Linked DNA regions of Homo sapiens: region 2 is linked to region 1. The links are chromatin contacts, found by Hi-C or POLR2A ChIA-PET in ENCODE. All regions are on one chromosome and are shown on one strand. Each heading gives the region's core, a stretch centred on a gene start or an enhancer-like site at or near the end of the contact. The rest is flanking DNA. Distances are from core to core; before and after follow the strand shown.

Evidence for each region. Hi-C counts contacts between places; a loop is a spot of excess contacts on that map. ChIA-PET counts read pairs that join two places held with the same protein, here RNA polymerase II (POLR2A). Pooled maps may share reads with other maps.
Region 2: a loop to region 1 is called in a map of CD8-positive, alpha-beta T cell, with 7 times the contacts of the local background. The contact joins two enhancer-like sites. A Hi-C loop is called at or near these places in 1 of 168 maps with a recorded cell type or tissue (CD8-positive, alpha-beta T cell) and 1 of 50 pooled maps. POLR2A ChIA-PET finds 5 or more read pairs at or near these places in 1 of 52 experiments (activated CD4-positive, alpha-beta T cell).

What each region holds. Positions count from the first base shown.
Region 1 is chrX:70,474,555-70,479,048 of GRCh38, forward strand. All of the region lies in intron 9 of DLG3 (discs large MAGUK scaffold protein 3), which reads left to right. Among named protein-coding and RNA genes, the nearest start is that of DLG3-AS1, 21 kb to the left of the region's middle. RefSeq lists a silencer at 896-1,015 and an enhancer at 2,541-3,439. Within about 2 kb of position 2,942, at least 20 of the 41 ENCODE cell types and tissues checked have a DNase peak (open chromatin) inside an H3K27ac peak, as active enhancers do.
Region 2 is chrX:71,179,192-71,183,659 of GRCh38, forward strand. LOC107985688 (a long non-coding RNA gene) reads right to left here. Exons shown (of 2, transcript XR_001755878.2): 2 at 4,191-4,468. Among named protein-coding and RNA genes, the nearest start is that of NLGN3, 37 kb to the left of the region's middle. RefSeq lists enhancers at 2,742-2,791, 2,848-3,142, 3,192-3,281. Within about 2 kb of position 2,865, at least 35 of the 41 ENCODE cell types and tissues checked have a DNase peak (open chromatin) inside an H3K27ac peak, as active enhancers do.

The DNA.
Region 1 (4,494 bases), core at 1,692-4,191:
GTAGTCAAATTAGGTAGATACTTATAGAGGTAGATATAGTGTCATGTAGGTGGAACAGCGTCTTAACTCATGGTTAAACAGGGCCAGGGAAAGAGGGAGAGAAAGACCTGTGGACTAAGGCCTAACCTGGAGAACCAGCAACTCCACTCACCAAGAGGACACCTTTTCTATTATAATGCAGACAACATTTTAGCTCCTCTTTGTCCATTCCAGAATAAAATCTTTACTTTTGCATAACCAAAAGGCTCATTAAACTGTTTTTCTCCAAACAAAAGATCAATTTGTCCTCAAAGGTAAATTCTGCCTCCACTTCAGAAACAGAAAAAGTGCTGGAAGAGTGGAATAGTAGTTTATCCTTAGTCAGAAAGGTTTCAGGATGTTGGGGTTCAATTTGGTAGTGCTAATCAAAAATTTTAATTTGCATATAATTTGACCCTGCAGTTTCACTTCTAGGAATCTATGCAACAGAAATGCTCAAACAAATATACAGTGCAGGCCGGGCATGGTGGCTCATGCCTGTAATCCTAGCACTTTGGGAGGCTGAGGCAGGTGGATTCCTTGAGGTCAGGAGTTCGAGACCAGCCTGGCAACATAGTGAGACCCCCATCTCTACAAAAAATAAAATATAAAAAACAAAAAAAAACCCACAAATACACAATGCAGCATTGATTGTAATATTAAGAATTGTAAACAACTTAAATGTGTATCAATTGAAATATGACTGAATAAATTATGGTCTGTCCATAGTATGGAATCCTATGCAGCTATTAAAATGAAGTCTGTGTACTGACATGGATGATTTTTTGTTTGTTTGTTTGTTTGAGACAGAGTCTTGCTCTGTCACCCAGGCTGGAGTGCAGTGGCGCGATCTCGGCTCACTGCAACCCTCGCCTCCCAGGTTCAAGCGATTCTCCTGCCTCAGCCTCACTAGTAGCTGGGACTACAGGCGTGTGGCCACCACACCTGGCTGATTTTTGTAGAGACGGGGTTTCACCATGTTGGCCACACTGGTCTTGAACTCCTGACCTCAGATGAGTCACCATGCCTGGCCAACATGGATGAGTTTTCATGATGTATCAGAAAATGAAAAAAGCTTGCGTGTGAATTGTGAGTACATGTATATAAGCCATATATGCATGGAAGTAAGTCTGGAAGGACACATACTAAAAATACCAACAGTGGTATCTTCTGGGGAGTGGGATGGAGAAGTGATACAGAATTTTTAAAAAGTGTAAACTCAGCAGCTTTCTTTGCAGGCACATAAGACTGTGGCATCTTTAGGGCTTTCCTTTCCTGAAGGATTTGCAATTGTATTACCAAGTTTTATTTTTGAGAGCTTATCCACTCTCTGGCCCCACCTTTCTTTTCAGAGACACTGCAGGATCCAATTCTGTAAGTTAAGACCAGCAGCTCCAAACTTTATCAGAATCACACTGATGCTTGTTAAAATGCAGATTCCTGGGCCCCTGCTCAGTAGATTCTGATTCTGTGTATCTGGGATGGGGTGCCAAATCCTGATCTTTTAGAGGCACCCCAACTTGTCAGTGACTGGGGCAAAACCCTTCTTCGGTACTGACTTCTGATTGTGCCCCCTCCCACTTGTTTCTCTGTGATTAGCAACTGGGAAAAAGGAAAGAGGGCGATGACTGGATATCTTTGTGGGTCACAAACAGTTGGGTTCATCTGAATGGGAAAAAACAAAGCAGTTTAGTAGACTTGAGATTTTAGTGTTGCTTCTTTGAAGTGGGCCCTCTGGGTTAGAGGCTGGTCAGGTGGGCTTCCTAGGCGGTGACTTTGGCCTAGGAGATGTCCTCCAGCATTGGCTGCGATGGCTGTGTTAGTGACAAATCAGAGGGAAGGAGGGAGCTTGGCGAGTCCTGAAGTCTTAGAATTGAGATGCTTTTTAAGGGAAGCTTTTGTCCTGGGAAAATGATACCTCTAATATTTAAGATGAGGTAGTATCTAAGTCTATTCTAAACAGTTTTTTGTTAGAATGATTTTTCTTTGTTGTAAAAAGTTGTTAATCAGCCGCCTATTGTGGGTTGTTAACATCTCAAAAGGGTGTTTAAAAATAATAAACCCCAATTGCTCCCAACAATTAACCTTGGGAACAAAAGTAAATGTGAATGCTTCTTAACCACCTTTCTAAGCCCTCAGTGAAGCTGGCAGCCATCAGTTAAATAAACCATTAAGTTTATTAGTTTAAGAATAGAAGTGTCAACTTGGACACAGTTTTCTAATTTGCTCCTCATTTACCCAACAATCATTTATTCAAAGGCTGCTCTGCCTAGTAGACTTTAGATAAATCTACAAATAAAAGCCAGAGACTGATGGGCAGCTGGAACTCTAAGGGAATCATCCAAATGGAAAAAAAAGTGAATAAAACACAATTTAATAAACTTGAAATTTTAGCAGCACATGTAAAAACAAAAAGCGTATGCCTTAGAGCAATAGCTTTGTTCTCTTTCTGTAGTCTATTTTAAGTGGGCCCTCTGGCCCAGAATTATCAGCCTTGGATTAGGAGCTTTGAGGAAATGGTGGTTTCGTGGTTGTTTTTTAAAGGATTTTTAAAGAAATGTAGTTACTAAGCAACTGCCATGACCTGCTGCTAAGTTGGAGTTCAGCGGGCAAGTCGATTCCAAAGAAGGGAATATATAAACAAGTTTCAAGAAGGGGAAAACATGGCTTAAAGATAGATTGGGTGTACTTTTTTGTTCACAGTTCAATGCATAGTTCTTTCTCTCTTTGACTTATCTTCCCCTAAGAAAGGGCTGCCTGGTCAGAAATCTTTGTCTCACACGGTTCTGCCCATAGCCGGTGAGCTCAGAGGAGGGCCAGAAAGGAACAAATGAGAAACAATCCCCACCCAGTGTAGAGGGCCAAGCCCTGGGGTGGGGCCAGCACCCAGGCGGTCTCCAGAGGTAGACTGGCCTGCTGTTATGCTCTAGGACAGTCCAGGGCTTAGGTTGGGGCACCTCATTGATATTGATGGCTTGCCGTGTAACCCTCAGAACAGGAACATTGTCCAGCTGTTGTCTCTCTACCCTCCGCCACCCCACCCCCCGCAACGTTTAATGGGTGAGTCAGTGACTTAACTGCTTCCTCCAGGATTTCAGGAACAGGAGTAGGTAATGAGGACAAATCACCATAACACCGGCGTGTGATGAATGAAAGAGCACACGAATTTAACCCGTTGGTTAAACTGATATCACAGTGAACAAAAGAAACTTTGTTGAGAGGAGGTTATTTGCCTCACTCCATTCCTTCCCCTTTAGGCTTTAGCAATTCCCCTTACACCCAGTTGAAGGTCAGTCTGGTTGCTTTGCAGAGGGAAGGGGAGTGTCAGGTGCTGGAACAGGTGTTTTGTTTTCTCCTGTAGAGTCATACGGACTAGGTGGGGATGCTTCTTGCCAGCCCTCTATGGTGCACGAAATTGCTTTTGTGGAATTTTTTCCCCTGGAAGTGTGTTTGTTTTTTAAAGCAGTTTCCCAACCTTCAACCCCTAGTATAAATTTTGACTCGCTTCAAAGTCAGCTTGTCATAGTGAAGTGTGCCTGTTTTCTAGCATTTCCACGGCCTGTGGCCTTAGATATACCCCATTTTATGCGGCAATTATAGGCCTGGAAAATGTGTAATTGTGTGTTTGGTAAGTGTGAATATTGTATTTTAAATGTCCTAGGAGAATGTCACAGCAAAGCAGCCCTATAAAAAGCCTTTTATAATAATTGTACAGCTAGAGTTAATTTTCTTGTATCAGGTTTTCTTAAATTCGGCATAAACCTGTATTACATTTCCAGAGTGATAAGGCTGTTTCCAGCTGTTGTGATGGTCTCAATGGGCTATAAGGTTAGGGATGGACTTATGACCTCACTGACTGGATGATTTTGGAGGTGAGAGGTGTCAGCCGACTTCTCGGTTTGGGAGAATTTATGTTTTAATGTATGCTACTGAAGCCAAAGAGGCTATTGGTTAAAAGGGAAATAACTCAGGAGAGCTTTAATTCTCCTCATATGGTTGTTACGGTTGTGAGGTTTGTTTGTTTTTACCTCTGTACTGGGTTCCAATATCACCCCCCTTCACCCCAGCCAAAAAGTCATCCTGAAAAAATTGTCTTCTTGCCTAACAATGATATAATTGACCTCAGGTCCTTTCCAGCCCCTCCGCTCTGCGTCTCAGGGCCATCTGTTCTCTGCAATCCGCTTTTTGGGAAAGTCTCCTTTCCCATCTGCTCTCCTTGGGCCTTAGTGTCAGCTCTAAAGATTTATAAAGGTTGCACTGGAACCTCTTTCCAGTTGTTATTTTTATAAAGGATCAGTGACATTTTGAGGCAGATAAGAGCTTTGTGCATTTGACCTGCCCAAATGCTACTCCCTTTTCAGGTGCATTCTTTCCTTCTGTTAGTCTGGGGTTGAAGGGAAGTCTGTCTTTCTGTGCTTAGGAGGAGGGACTTTGCTTATCAAAGCAAAGACTGAGTGGGCTGGCTCTGGCTGCTTT
Region 2 (4,468 bases), core at 1,615-4,114, 700 kb after region 1:
AGAGCATTGAACTGCTTCCCAGCATCTAGGGATGGGGCTATCTTCCTTCCAGTAGGATAGAACCAGCCATTCAGAGGCACTCTGGGGTCTGTGTAAATGGAAAAGAAGAGGAGGAAAGGGAAAGTCCTGAACCAGGCCTCATAGCCATCCTTTCCTATGTTACCAAAGTTTATATTTTTCCCTAGAGTACCCCTGGGGTAAATAGAGTATCTTCCCCCAGAGTACTTTCCCCAGAATACTACAGGACTGGGTTTGCCATGTCCCTCTCTCTCTACCCCCACACATTCTCTTATGATGACTTGAGTATCCACAAAAGATTATTACAACACCTCTCTCTCAGACGTGACCAAGAGAAATTGTCATGATTGTCTAGGGTGGCCAAGGGAGGAGCAGTAAATGAGTCTTGTTCCCCCTGAGCTCAAGTTTAAATGTTGTTTCTTCCTGAGTGGGCTATACTATTCTAGAACGACTGAGCTAGAATAGCTCCTCCATAAGAAACCTGTTTATTGAAACTACACTTAGAATTCCTACAGCCCCTCTTAAAGGTTAGGGGAGGGAGAAACGGTGCCTCAGATAACAGAACAGATGGTGGCCCCCTTTTCCCTCAAGCCCCATTCCTAAATAGATTCAAAAGGATCAATAAAACTGACACTGAGGCTGGGTGCGGTGGCTCACACCTGTAATCCCAGCACTTTGGGAGGCCGAGGTGGGCGGATCACTTGAGGTCAGGAATTTTTGAGACCAGCCTGGCCAACGTGGTGAAAACCCGTCTCTACAAAAAATACAAAAATTAGCTAGGTATGGTGGCGGGTGCCTGTAATCCCAGCTACTCTGGAGGGTAAGGCAGGAGAATCACTTCAACCTGGGAGGCGGAGGTTGCAGTGAACCGAGACCGCGCCACTGCACTCCAGCCTGGGCGACAGCCTGAGACTCTGTCTCAACAACAACAACAACAAACAAACAAACAAAAACTGGAGTGGTCTGATGATAACTTATAAAGGAGTATTAGTAGAGCATAGTTTGAGGGGATGGCTTGAACTGGGATGGCCAGAGCTGAGCAAGGACAAGACTGAGCTAATGAAAAGGTTAATCCTTCTGCTACTACTTCCATTCCTAGGTACCCTTAAAGTCTGAGTTTCTGTTGTGCCCACTCAGGCTCTTCTGGGTGCTGGAGAATCCTGGACCAGCTCTCAGTTTGGATTGTCAATTGCAGGTGAGGGGCATGAAAATGGCAGAAGTGCAAAAGAAAGAAACCATCAGCTAGATTTGAATGCTTCGATTCATGGATCACTACTTTTATTTGCCTCAGTTCTTCCCTGGTCCCTATATTACAGGGCTGCCAGAGTGCATGCCCTCTAACTGTACCGGCTAAGAAGTAAACAAATTCCTTTTTATCTTTTAGTTAAGACAAGGCTGCAATTTTTGAAAAGTAACATTTGCTAGGACACTAATGAATAAGAAAGTAACCAAAAGAGGTAACAAGAGAACACACAAACAAATGGGCTTACAGTGTTCACATTTCTTATCTTGTATCAACTAAAGTTTAACCATAGTTGGCCGGGCCTGATGGCTCACACCTGTAATCCCAGGACTTACGGAGGCCGAGATGGGCAGATCACCTAAGGTCAGGAGTTTGAGACTAGCCTGGCCAACATGGTGAAACCCTGCCTCTACTAAATAAAAATAAAATAAACCCCATCTCTACTAAAATACAAAAATTAGCTGGGCATGGTGGCACACTCCTGTAACCCCAGCTACTCGGGAGGCTGAGGCTGGAGAATAGCTTGAACCCGGGAGGTGGAAGTTGCACTGAGCTGAACCACTGCACTCCAGCCTGGATGACAGAGCGAAATTCCATCTCAAAATAAATAAATAAATAAATAAATAAATAAATAAATAAATAAATAAAGCTTAACCACAGAGGAGGCCAGGCGCAGTGACTCACGCCTGTAATCCAAGCACTTTGGGAAGCTGAGGCAGGTGGATCACCTGAGGTCAGGAGTTCGAGACCAGCTGGGCCAACATGGTGAAACCCCATCTCCACTAAAAGTACAAAAAATTAGCCAGATGTGGTGGCAGGTACCTGTAATCCCAGCTACTTCGAAGGCTGAGGCAGCAGAATCACTTGAACCCGGGAGGCGGAGGTTGCAAGGAGCCGAGATCGTGCCATTGCACTCCAGCCTGGGCAACAAGAGTGAAAACTCCATCTCAAAAAAAAAAAAAAAAATCATAGAGGAAGTTATCTGGTACAATGTATAGGGCACCTAAGCAAATCCTTTTTTGCCAGGGTAACCTTTCCCAACTCATGAGAGGTCAGAGGTTAGACAAAGCTGCGTAGACCCGAACCTGAAGGTTGGTGCAAAAGTAATGGCGGTTTTTGCAATTACCTTTAACGGCAAAAACCGCCATTACTTTTGCACCAGCCTAACAGATCTAGTGAGTTTCACAGTCCCTGGTGGAATCGGTTTCCCATACTGCTCTCAGTGCAGAGACCCTAGTGGGTGCCTTCTGTCCTGGCACGTGCTGCTTTCCGGTTCTGCGGTTACCCTGGCCCTTGGGTTTCCCCCACCCTCCTCCCATCCTTTTCAGGCTCCCGGAAAGAGAAGACCCCCAGTGAAACTCCACCCCTTCACATAGTTTTGATGACTTAGGACATGTGTTCGGACAAATACAAAAAAATGTGCTTACGATTCTAATTAGAAAAAGACACTTAGAATTGAGACTGCTTCTGAAAATCTGATCCTGTGCTGGCAGTTCCTGTTGTTCTCAGCTAGTATTTCGTTTTAGTCCCCTAAAGTGGCCATGTGACCTTGATAGCAAACGCCATCTTTCTGCGGAGCCCGCCTGAGCTGCGGCAAGCTGCTCTGACGGCTCGCTAGCAATCTGCCTTTTCCGATTTCAAAATCTTTAGACCGCCCACCAAAACCCTTTTTCCGGTCGGAGAGGCCCGGCAGGCTCTCAGGTCATTTGCGGAGCAAACGTGATTGACACGATCTGCGTCTAATGAATGTTCGTCTGCTTCCCAGCTCGGATTACTAGTTCCGCTCCCTTTCCCAGTTTGTTTTTGATGACTCATCCCTCAAATTCTTCACACACTCGCCTGATTCCCGCCCCTCCCGTCCTCTCTCTCCTCGCTCCCACTCGACGCCCACCCCCCACCTCCGCCGCCTCGCCCTAGGGAAGTGGATTTGGTGAATCCTATCGAGGATCGTTTTTTTACAGTGTATTTTGAACATATAGAAGCAAAAAGCACAATTTCCGTACAGGAAAGAGGAGGTTCATTTCCTTATAAGGAGCTTAACCCCTCACTGTTCTTTGAGCTTTTTCTCGTCCACAAGATCGGGGTGGGAGCAGGGGCAGGAGAAACGACAGCGGGGCTTTTGCCACTCAATTTCCAGTTCAATTCCAGAACCCCCGCAGCTCTGAGTCCCTAGCAAAGGTCAGCTGCCTTGCCCCAACAGCCGGCCCCACTGAGGGAGGAGTCCGGGGGAGTACAGTCAGGGTTGAAAGTTTACAAACATTTCTCTGGGTCTCGGGCATCTGCAGTGGGCACCTGCGGTGGGCACGTATGACAGTTTTGCCGGGGGCTGCAAATGCAAAATTGCAGCCCTAAAGAGGAAACAGACCTTCAGTCGTTAATAGGAGGAGGGGGAAAGGAAGGGGGAGTAAGAAAAGTAGGGAGCTGAGACTGAACTAACAAGCTCTTCTGGACCCAGACCCCTGAAATAGGCGAATGAATGGACTTCCACCTGCACAAGAAATCCTAGCTTTCCTGGATAGGGTCAAATGAAGCCAATAGAACATCCATAGTGAGAAGTTGGCAAGAGACTGGCTAAATTTGCCCCCTTTGGGCTGCTTCTTGTAGTCTCATTTGCTCTTTGATGCTCACACAACCATCACCACTTCTCTGCTGTGTCTCTTTATCCCACAGCTAAAGCATGTGATTGAAAACTTGCAGTTTGACCTAAGTTTAACACTGCCTTGTATAGGGCTTTGTGAATAATGGGTGCAGGATCAATTCCCCGGAGCCTGAGTATCATACCAAAGGCTAGAGACTCAGGGGCCTCCCAGTCTGCAAAGTGCTCTCAGACTCAGGCACATATTCTGAGGGAGCTTTTGCATTTTGGTCTTGGATCTCCAGGAGAGGACAGGAGTTTGCCGATTGGGAAAACAAAGAAGGTGCTAAGAAATAGGTGACCACCTTATTTTTTTATTCCCTCCTAAGCAGCCCCGCTGCTCTCCCTTTGGAGGCCCCTTGGCTAAGTCTCATCCAAAGTTCATTTGCATTGTCCAGCTTGCCCCTCTGGCCTCAGAGAGGAATGTAGCCAATGAACAGGAAAGAGGAGGCATGCTTTCTGTCCCTGCTGGGGTGGAGAGTAAGTGGAGACACGAATCCTACCCCCTCCCCAGTTTCTGCTTCCAGCGCCTCTCCTTCATCTTCATCACAAAACATTTCTGAGGCATTTCT